Regions from separate parts of the Homo sapiens genome. Here region 2 is linked to region 1. A link is a contact called in ENCODE Hi-C or POLR2A ChIA-PET data. All regions are on one chromosome and are shown on one strand. The core of a region is the stretch at or near the end of the contact, and the rest is flanking DNA. Distances in the headings are between cores, read along the strand shown. Region 1 overlaps SYN3 (synapsin III). Region 2 overlaps SYN3 (synapsin III).

Region 1 (5,098 bases), core at 1,786-4,285:
ATGGAAATAAAAAATAATAAATAAATAAATAAATGCTGCTGTTAGGTCAAGAAAGACAAGGACTAAAACACCGACCACTAGATTTTCCCCTGAAAACTATTTATTACTTTTAACCAAGTGCTGGCCAAGTCTCCCTGGCCTTGGATGGAAGGCATATCAATTGCACATCATCAGCCAAGTACTGATTGGATGGTTTCAATTGCAAAGGGGAAATCTTATCTCCAAGTCATAAGGTGGGATTTCTGACAGAAGGAAGAGCACACATTAGGTGAAGAATGCTAGACTAGGAAGGAATGGAGTCAGATGGCATGGGCACCAGTCTTGGTTTATCTACTTGCTCCCTGTGTGACCTTAAGACTCCCTGTAGCTCTTACCATCTTCACATACAATATGATGGGTGGTGAGCAGAGCAGGGTTCTCTGAGAGACTTTTCATAGTCTCTTCTCAAGTCTAAAATTCAAAGACATTTCCCTATCTTAGTCAGGGATGGCTACATAATTTGCAGGATCCCTTTTTCAAAATGTGCAGTGTGGGGGGGGAATGCTGTTAAAGATACTAAATATAAAGCTTTTTCTTTCCTTCCACTATCTCTCTCTTGACTTGTCATAATGCTGTTTTAATTGCTATTTAATATCATTCTAGGTAAAATAAATAAATGAAATTTTACATTATTCACGTGGATTTTACCATTTACTTTTACATTGTGCAATGCAAAATTTTAAATGCAAATATGAAAACATTGAACTCATAAGCAGAATCAATAAAATTACACAATTCATATTTCATAGTTCCTACATGCTGTATTAGTCAGTTCCCACACTGCTAATAAAGACATACCCGAGACTGGGTAACTTATAAAGAAAAAGAGGTTTAGGCTGGGCGTGGTGGCTCATGCCTGTAATCCCAGCACTTTGGGAGGCCGAGGCAGGTGGATCACGAGGTCAGGAGATCGAGACCATGCTGGCTAACACGGTGAAACCCCGTCTCTACTAAAAATACAAAAAATTAGCCGGGCGTGGTGGTGGGTGCCTATACTCCCAGCTATTCGGGCGGCTGAGGCAGGAGAATGGCGTGAACCCGGGAGGCGGAGCTTGCAGTGAGCCAAGATGGCGCCACTGCACTCCAGCCTGGGCGACAGAGTGAGACTCAAAAAAAAAAAAAAAGAGAAGAAAAGAAAAGAAAAACAAGTTGAATGGGCTTACAGTTTCACATGGCTGGGGAGGCCTCACAATCATGGCAGAAGGCGAAAGGCACGTCTTACATGGCGGCAGCAAGAGAAAATGAGAGCCAAGCGAAAGGGGTTTCCTCTTACACAACCATGCTACACAAAACTAACTCAACTGTTTTTATTTCACTTCTGGATGCACACACATTCTTCCAACCCCCTCTACTTGAGGCTTACTGTTGAGTAAGTAAGGACTAAAAGAAAAGTGAACTATGAATTGGCCTACCTTTTTCTTTTTTTCTGTGTCATCATATTCAGTATAAATTATTGGCTAGTAAGAAGGAACATGAGGGAATCTCTTGGTTGGTTGTTTGCTTTTCTCAGAAAGTGATTGTCTTCCTCATCTGTAAAATGGGGATACTTTGTAAGGCAATTTTAAAACAGAAAATTCATCTATCCACTCATGTAATTCTATACCACGCACAGTGCTTGGAACACATATGTGGTCAGTAAATATTTTAAGTGCTAAGAATTCAGTGTGGCTCAAGTTGGGAGGATGCTGAGGTACATAATAAAAATAACAGCTCAGCAGTAATTGAGTATTTATTATGTGCCAGGCATTGTGTTAATGCTATTGTATTAACTCATTTCCTCTTAATGACAGCCTTATGAAGTAGGTATTTTTATTACCCCCATTTTACAGATGAGGAACTTGGAAAGGTCAGTAACTTGGCCAAAGACCCGTAGCCAGTTAAGTGGCATATCTGGGAGTCAGGCCCAGGTCAATAAGATGCCAAAGCATGTGCTTTGGAACACTGACTATATTGGTCCCATAGTTACTTGGTAATAAAATCAAAGTAGTCAAAGAGCTATGGAGGGAAATGATGAGTTCCATCTGGGGAATCCAAGAAAGGCACTGAGAAGGCAGCTGTATGTACACGTCTGTAGCTCAGGAATGATGAACAGACTATAGATAAGATTTGGGAGTCCTCAGCTGAATGATAGCCACTGAAACCGTGAACATGGATATGAGTTAAGATAAGACAGCCCTATAGAACTAAGGCATCTGAGAGCCAAGGGAGGAGAAAAGAATGCCGAAAAGGAGACGTTGCAGAGGTAGGAGTGGATGCATAGGGGGAATACCTGGAAACCTGTGGACATTAATTCACATGCTACAGAGATGACCAATCAGATGACAACTGCAAAAAGACCTTTAGATTTTGCACGTGTCCCCACAGATGACTCCGGGTAAAACAGACTCCCTAGACTGGTAGATAAGGGGAAAGGGACAATGGAGAGATTTATAACTAAACTTGGTATGACTTTTCATCTGTCACATTCCATGGAAAAAAATTATCCTTTGTCAAACTACATTTCCTGACTTGGAGGCTAAGAAAAGTCAGTCACTGCAGCAAGATGCAAGATGCAACTTGGCTGTGGACATTTGCCAAGCCACTTACGTCCCCTCTTGAGGCCTCAGTTTCCTCATCTGTACATAGAGTTATTGGATGAGACATACTCTAAGTTTTCTCCCAGATCCAAAATTCTATTCCCTTCCGTTCCAGATGCTCTTTGAGGATGTTGGTGTTGACAAGAAAGGTGGGGGGAAAGAGAAGGACCCTGCTTGACCGCGACAGGTCCCCTTGTATCCTGTTCCCTCTCCATCTTATTTTCTCCACAGTGCTCTAGGGCAGCTGTGGAGCCAATGATGAAAACCACATGTTTCTGGGCAGCCCTGCTGTTGCACAATGCCGCCAAGGGGAGGGCAAAAAAGAAAGAAAGAAAGAAAAAAAAGAAAGTAAGTAAGAAAGGAAAGAAAAGAGCTTTGGAATTCTCGGCTTCTACAGACAATTCCCCCATTGATGTGCTGTGAGTCACGGCGGGCCGCCAGGCCATCATGGTTTCTGAATCACTTCCTTCAAGAGGGGCTCTCCACTTGTTCCCGGGCTGACTTTGGCCAGGGCTGGAATGCAAGGAGATTGGACCCTTTGGAGTGGTTCTGACTGCCTTCCTCTTTGCTGGAGCCCCAGAGGGGAAGGTGGAGGTGCTAGGCAGCAGGGCGTAGGGGTCTGAATGGAATTGAAGACAGCAGAGAAGCAGGTTGGACCTGCTTGTCCCAATTGGTGGACCCAACTCATGCCCCTCTCTCTCCCTCTGTTAGAGAAGAAAATGATGTAAAAATCCCAGATTAAAGGCCAAAGTTTTCTCTGGTGGGCACTAGACTCAGCCAGATCCGGAATTTCTATCCTCTCCACCTTGACATCCTGGCTGATGTGGACAAGGTTGACACCTTTTGAGCAGAGATAGGTTAAAGTTGATCCCAGCCATGTCTCCAATGGCTCACATTAGGGAACCTTGAACGGCACTCTCAGTCTCCCATCTTGCAATTTCCATCTTTGAGGTCAAGGATGTTAATGGCCCAAGAAGCCCTCGCCTGGGTGGTGGTCCTTAGGTGAGAGTCTGTTTTAAGTTCTTGCTTAAAATAAGCTTCACTTTTTTTCGGCCAAGACCCTTAATCCTTGCTCTGGGCCAGACTCTGCGTAGGCACCATGGATCCCAAGAGGAAATAGACATGGCGCCAACTGGACAAAAGAGAATGACAGGTAAATAAGTAATGATGCAAATTTATCACCAAATGCAGACTTGGGGACAAGGGGAGCTCCAGAAGGCAGCCAGAAATGTTTGTTGGATGGAGCATTTAGCGCCATTTTCCTTTGCCCGACCACCATTCCTTCCCCGCCAGCCCCTTAACCCCAGAACTTTCCAGAAGATCAGTATGAATGGGCCCTGGATTAGAGAGGAAGTGGTCTCTTCCCTCCACCAACACAGGGTGCTGTTTCTCAATGACCCCAGCTGTTAGGGAATATGCTAGAATGCCGCCATCTGGTGGGCACACGGAGCCGTGTCCATTTCGCAACTTTGCTGCACCTGGGGCAAGTGTCAGAGACGCACTGACCTGGAAGCCATGCCCCAAAGAAACCAGGTTTGGCACGGCTACTTATTTGACTGAAGTTACAGGTGATGAGCAAAAGGAGCGCCTTTTAAGGAGTCCTCCTGACCACATTCAGCTGGCTGTCTCCCTTTAAGGAGGTGAACTTGGAGGAAAAGCTAGTTTAGAGCAGGCACCATATCTTCATCTTCTCTATGCCTCTCATAGCCTCTAGCAGCAGATCCAGGAGGTAATGGGTGCTCAATGCATGGATGTTCAATGGGATCAGTTACTGAATATGATCAGTGAGAATGATAGCAAGGGTTCTTTCTATCTTGCACCACCATATCCCTAGCACCATGCCTGACTCTACAAATATACATTGAACCATTGAATAAAATTAGACTCTCGGAAGTAAAGATTCTGGAAACAGCAAACATGATTTGCTGGAGGACAGTTTAGGTATTGCCTGTATTGTCTAGTACAGCCTCCTTCCTCTCAGATGCATCCCAGGGAGACACAGTGACTTCACCAAAGTCACACAGCCACTCTTTAGAACTGGGACTGGTGGGCGGGCCAACTTGCCACCTGGTTGCCTGGCAGAATCCAGGTTGCCTGCCCATGTATATATGAGAAACAAGACAGGCAGCAAAAAAAGTATGGAGGAGGCATTTGTCCAGGGTCACACCCAGTGGAAGAGCTTCCCACTAAGAATATCTGAAACACCTTTTCAAGGACTCTAATACTATCCTGTGCTCCTAGGGTGAAAAGGAACACCACCTAGTGCATTAAATAAAGAGGTAAAGAATGTCTAGCAATCCAAGGAAAACAGAGCCAAATGCAGTTACTGGGTGCACAGAATGTGATGTGGGAGGTACCAGTCATGTCACAGGTCCAGGTGGAGCTCTTGTCTCCCAGGAAGAGTTTGTGAAATAGTATAACCCATGTTCTGAAGTTGAGCTCCAGAGTGGGTGATGGTTACCCAGATGGAAGAAGCAATCTGG
Region 2 (5,018 bases), core at 1,836-4,335, 39 kb before region 1:
TCAGTTTTCTTCTCTTTTTCCCCTTTGGATGAGACTTAGAACATAGGCAAAACTCTCTCTCTCTTTTTTTTTTTTTTTTAAGCGATGGAGTCTCCCTCTGTCACCCAGGCTGGAGTGCAGTAGCATGATCTTGGCTCACTGCAAGCTCCGCCTCCCGGGTTCATGCCATTCTTCTGCCTCAGCCTCCCGAGTAGCTGAGACTACAGGCATCCGCTACCACGCCAAGCTAATTTTTGTATTCTTAGTAGAGACGGGGTTTCACCGTGTTGGCCAGGATGGTCTCAGTCTCCTGACCTCATGATCCGCCAGCCTTGGCCTCTAAAAGTGCTGGGATTACAGGCATGAGCCACCGCGCCCGGCCAGGCAAAACTCTTTATTTAACTCCATTGGGTCAGAAATGTACAGATCCTGAGTGTGTATAATACCAGATTTAATTTTCCCAGTGAATTGTCACTGTTAGACCATTTAACTGCTCTAATTTATTTATTAATTTTGAACCCAAAGCAAAGTCTACCTCTTAAGGAAAATAAAAGAGCAAAGAGTAAATTCTGTATAAATCACATGTATTAAATAGTCTAGTGATAACTTTTTCAAGAAAATAAAAATTGCAATAATTTTATCTACCCTGATTTAAGGAGACCCAAGAAGTGATTTTAAAAAATATCTGGCAGCATAAAATGCCTCTAACTAACCCCAGCATCTAGACACTCACTAATATTTGATTTCTAATTACTTGTGTAGTTTGTCAGTCTTTAGCACAACGAAATCCAATTGACCAGAACATTTTGGTTAGATTGCACTTAGCTATGACTAAATTTTTACTGTTATTATTCTAGTTTCTTTGTGAATGTCTCAACTTTACTGCATCATTAAACTTTAAATTCGATTTTGATAATAAGAATATTTTATAAAATTTTTCAAACAACTGCAATATTCACACAGGAACTATGGTACTCTTAAAACCACTGTCATTTTTTTTTCTAATTTTAATTCATACCCAGTTCTTTCAGGATTGCTAAAGACAATGGCACTTTGATTTTAATTAAGTACTTCATTTGAAAGCCATGACTAATAAATGTCAAATGCTAAAGGTTAACATATGTTAAGTGGATATCAGAAGATCTTTTGTAACACGAAAAGAATTCAGGTCTGAGGGCTCTTAGTTTCAGAATCACTGATAAATAGTGCAGACAAGATAGGTGAAAAATAACTACCTTAATTTAGATGCTTCTATTTATTTATTTATTTGAGACGGAGTCTCACTCTGTGGCCCAGGCTGGAGTGCGATCTCGGCTCACTGCAAGCTCCGCCTCCCGGGTTCACACCATTCTCCTGCCTCAGCCTCCCGAGTAGCTGGGACTACAGGCACCCGCCACCACGCCCGGCTAATTTTTTTGTATTTTTAGTAAAAACAGGTTTTTACCATGTTAGGCAGGATGGTCTCGATCTCCTGACCTCGTGATCCACCCGCCTCAGCCTCCCAAAGTGCTGGGATTACAGGCATGAGCCATAGCGCCTGGCCGATGCTTCTATTACTTTATTTTTATCTTGGGAATCAATGAGCTCAACAATGGATTAGACATTCCTGTCACTAAGTCTCTACGCTTCAGAAGATAATACGTAAATAATTAGATTTGTTGTTTACTGTCTACATTGTCCATATCTATTATGTGTTACCAAAATATTGAAAATAAATACATGAATTTATTCCTGAAAGAAAATCAAGAAAATACTTAAATCACACACACAAAAATAAGTTCCTCAGTATGGTTTTCTTTGTGTTTTTTCTTCTTATTTCAGGTTCATTGAGCTTCTTGGGTTTAAAATTTCCATTGTTTGGAAACATTTTTTTCATTAATATTTTCATAATTTTTTCTGTACTCCCCTCTCTTCTTCTGGGATTCCAATAACACATAATGTCAGACTGTTTGCTATTGTTCCACAGCTCACTGCGGCACTGTTTGTTTTGTTTTGTTTTTCTGTGCTTTATATTGGGTAGATTCTATTGCTACAGCTTCAACTTCAGTTGTCTTCTATAGTATATAATTTGCATTTAATTTCACTTAAATGTATTTTTCATTTCAGATATTATATGTTTTATCTCTATAAATTCTATGAGCATCCTTTTACATCTTTAACCTCTTTCTTCATCAGCTTCATGTTTTTCTTTATATCCTTGGACATATTTGTAAGACTTAATAGCAGCTTTTTAATGGTCCTTGTCTACAAATTCAACCTTCTTATAATTTCTTGATCTGATTCTGTTGATTCATTTTTCTCCTGGTTATGGGTTATATTTTTCTGCTTTCTTACATACCTGGTAATTTTTTACTGGATGCTGGGTATTGTGATTTTTATGTTCTTAGGTGGTGGATTTTGTTGTGTGTATTTCAAGAATACTAGATTTTGTTCTGATGAGCAGTTAAGTAATTGCATCAGTGGGAGGGCAGTTTCTGTAACAGCTAATTATTCATGGATGGAATCACAAGTCCTCATTGAAGCTTTTTAAGCAAGAGTGTGACTCAATCAACTGTGTGTGTTTCTTTAAAAATCAGTCTTATTATTACTCTGCAGAGAACAGATTAGAAACAACAGTGGATTCTAGAAGGCTAATTCTGAGTCTGTTGAGAAAAGTGATCATGTTGACTTGCTTTCAGGGAAGCAGCAGTTAAGATGGGGCATATTTAAAATATGTTTAGAATTTATAGGACTTAGGGATTGATTGAATGAATATGAGGAGTTAACGAGGGAGAAGTAGTTATCGAGGATGATTCCCATTTCTGGAATGAGCAACTGAGTAAATGATGGTGTCACTTATTCTAACAGAACAGTGGAAATTTGGGGTGAAAAACCATGAGATCTGTTTTGAAGATGCGTTACCTATGAGACATCCAAGTGGTTGATGTTAGGCAGGCTGCTGGTCTGAAGTTCAATACAGAAATCTGGGCTGAGGCTGCTTCCTATTACATGGTGTTTAAAGCTATTTTTCATTTACAGCCTAGAAGCACTGGCCATATGAGTGCTTGTCTAATCCCCTAGAATTGTGAGGTCTTAGAGGGCTGGCTTGATGTGTTTTCCTCTTGTGTTGGCTGATGCATTGGTTGGCACGTGACCGGTGCTTAGTGAGTGTTTATGAAAGGGACAATAGCTGTTGGGGACTCCTTTTTTCATGTTTCTGAGTTTCCCCTTGCCTCCTGGTTGTCTAAAATGTTGCCTTAAATTTCATTGTTCTTGTTTGTTTTTCTAGTCCAGGCAGACTTTTCAAATTAGCATGTTAGTCATTTGTGGAGGGTCATGACCCTCCCTTGTTTACAATAGGGCCGTATTATGTCAGCTCAGAGATCCTATCCTGGAGCTGGAGTTGGGACCAGATAATGCAGGAGCCACATCCCTTCCAGGGAGGCTGCTGTCCAAGGCTTGGGCTACTTGGGCAAAATCTCTCAGATTCCCAAGGGATACTTTAAGCCTGTGGAATTTCACAGACTTCACATGAGCTTAAGACTCTTATAGTCTCCATAGTCAATCCCTGAGTTAACCTGAAAGTTGCCCAAAGGAGGGAGGAGTCAAGCCTATTTTAAAAAGAGGAAGCATCTGAAAGCCTTGGAATTCAGAGACCGTATACAAAATTTCAGGCAGAAATTTTCGATTGTTGGAACAAGCTTTGTTCTAGGAGCAGAGAACCTGAGTTCCGGGCCTGAGATTCATTGTATAATATTGAGAGAACAACTTCCCTTCTCTGGTCCCATTATCCCCCATCTAAAACTAAGAAGATTGGATTCGATGACCTCAAAGTGCTCTTCTATTTATTACATTCAGAGGAATTCTATGTCCTGGGCGGTATGAGTCATAGACCTTGCCTCAAGGTGCTTAAAATTCTAGAACTGAGATGAGAGGTAGACTCTGATATTCCCATTAAGACAGACACCCTGTTTCCTACAAATGCACTTGTATACAAATCTCTCTAGAGGAGAGGCCCTGTAGATGAAAAACAGAATCTTACTTTGGACTTCACAAGTAAAACAGCTTTTAGAATTTTACAGCTTTATCCAGAAATGAATCTTGTATCTTTTTTGTCTATCCTCATCTTTTGAAGGTAAACAAATTGGGCCCCGAGAGCAATGTGACTTGGTCAAGGTCACACAGTGAGTCCATGGTAGAGCCTAACTCAGCACCTACCCCCATCCCTGCACACACACCACCCTAAATCTCATCAAAACTGTTTCTCCACCACTCTCTCCCTTTTGGCACCACCTCCTGTCTCTGCAAGCTCTGCTGTCTCTGCAGTGGAACATTCCTGCACAGAGGGGATTAAAAGAGCAGGGGTGGAATGCTAAGCCTCCCTGCCCATTGGCAAGAGCATTTCTCCTGAACTGAGCCCAGCAGGGTTCAGGGGAGCCCAACGGCCCATGTGGAGGTCTGGGTTGTCAGAACCAACTTCAGCCTACATGCCAGGGGCTGTCCACACCCTGCCCTCCATCACGTAAAGCCCCCCAAAACAAGTACTCCATGGTGGGGGCACTGTGGAGTTTGGGTGTTGTCCTGGAGTCTTTCTGGGCCAACTCTGTCAATGTGCTCCGCCAAGCTCAATGGAGCCACTGGAGACCCTGGGCCAAGCTCTGTGGGAAGCCCGGCCAAGTTTCAGAGCGTCTAGCGCCAAGGCTGAATGTCTGGTTCAGTGGAGAGTAAGTCCAGATGTTTGTCTCCGGTCAATCTCTTATTGGCTTTCTAACTTTGGACACGGATGACCTACTGGGGCCTCACAACCTTGGGTAGATAAAATGAAGATGATGTGTCACCCCCCCATCCTGGAACACATTATCTACCCTCCTCCATCTCATGCCACTGAGTACTTGCAGAAATTAATGTCCCATATCTTCTTCAAGTACAGAGAAGATAAATAGTATTTACTTCCTACAGTTAGCTCTCAGTTAATCACCAAAGAGTGATATTAAGGGTATATAGATGCTCTAAAATTCTTTCAATAACAATGTGTATTTCCAATTGCATTTACTAACTAC

What was found. Hi-C counts contacts between places; a loop is a spot of excess contacts on that map. ChIA-PET counts read pairs that join two places held with the same protein, here RNA polymerase II (POLR2A). Pooled maps may share reads with other maps.
Region 2: a loop to region 1 is called in a map of endothelial cell of umbilical vein, with 9 times the contacts of the local background. The contact joins two enhancer-like sites. A Hi-C loop is called at or near these places in 3 of 168 maps with a recorded cell type or tissue (DLD1, breast epithelium and endothelial cell of umbilical vein) and 2 of 50 pooled maps. POLR2A ChIA-PET finds 5 or more read pairs at or near these places in 3 of 52 experiments (IMR-90, MCF 10A and activated T-cell).

The regions. Positions count from the first base shown.
Region 1 is chr22:32,659,373-32,664,470 of GRCh38, reverse strand. The region is part of intron 6 of SYN3 (synapsin III); the gene reads left to right. It overlaps LOC105373002 (a long non-coding RNA gene), which reads right to left. Exons shown (of 4, transcript XR_938176.4): 4 at 1-3,747. Among named protein-coding and RNA genes, the nearest start is that of SYN3-AS1, 87 kb to the right of the region's middle. RefSeq lists an enhancer at 2,344-3,543. Within about 2 kb of position 3,035, at least 12 of the 41 ENCODE cell types and tissues checked have a DNase peak (open chromatin) inside an H3K27ac peak, as active enhancers do; they include breast epithelium, where a contact is called at or near this core.
Region 2 is chr22:32,698,700-32,703,717 of GRCh38, reverse strand. All of the region lies in intron 6 of SYN3 (synapsin III), which reads left to right. Among named protein-coding and RNA genes, the nearest start is that of TIMP3, 100 kb to the left of the region's middle. Within about 2 kb of position 3,085, at least 9 of the 41 ENCODE cell types and tissues checked have a DNase peak (open chromatin) inside an H3K27ac peak, as active enhancers do; they include breast epithelium, where a contact is called at or near this core.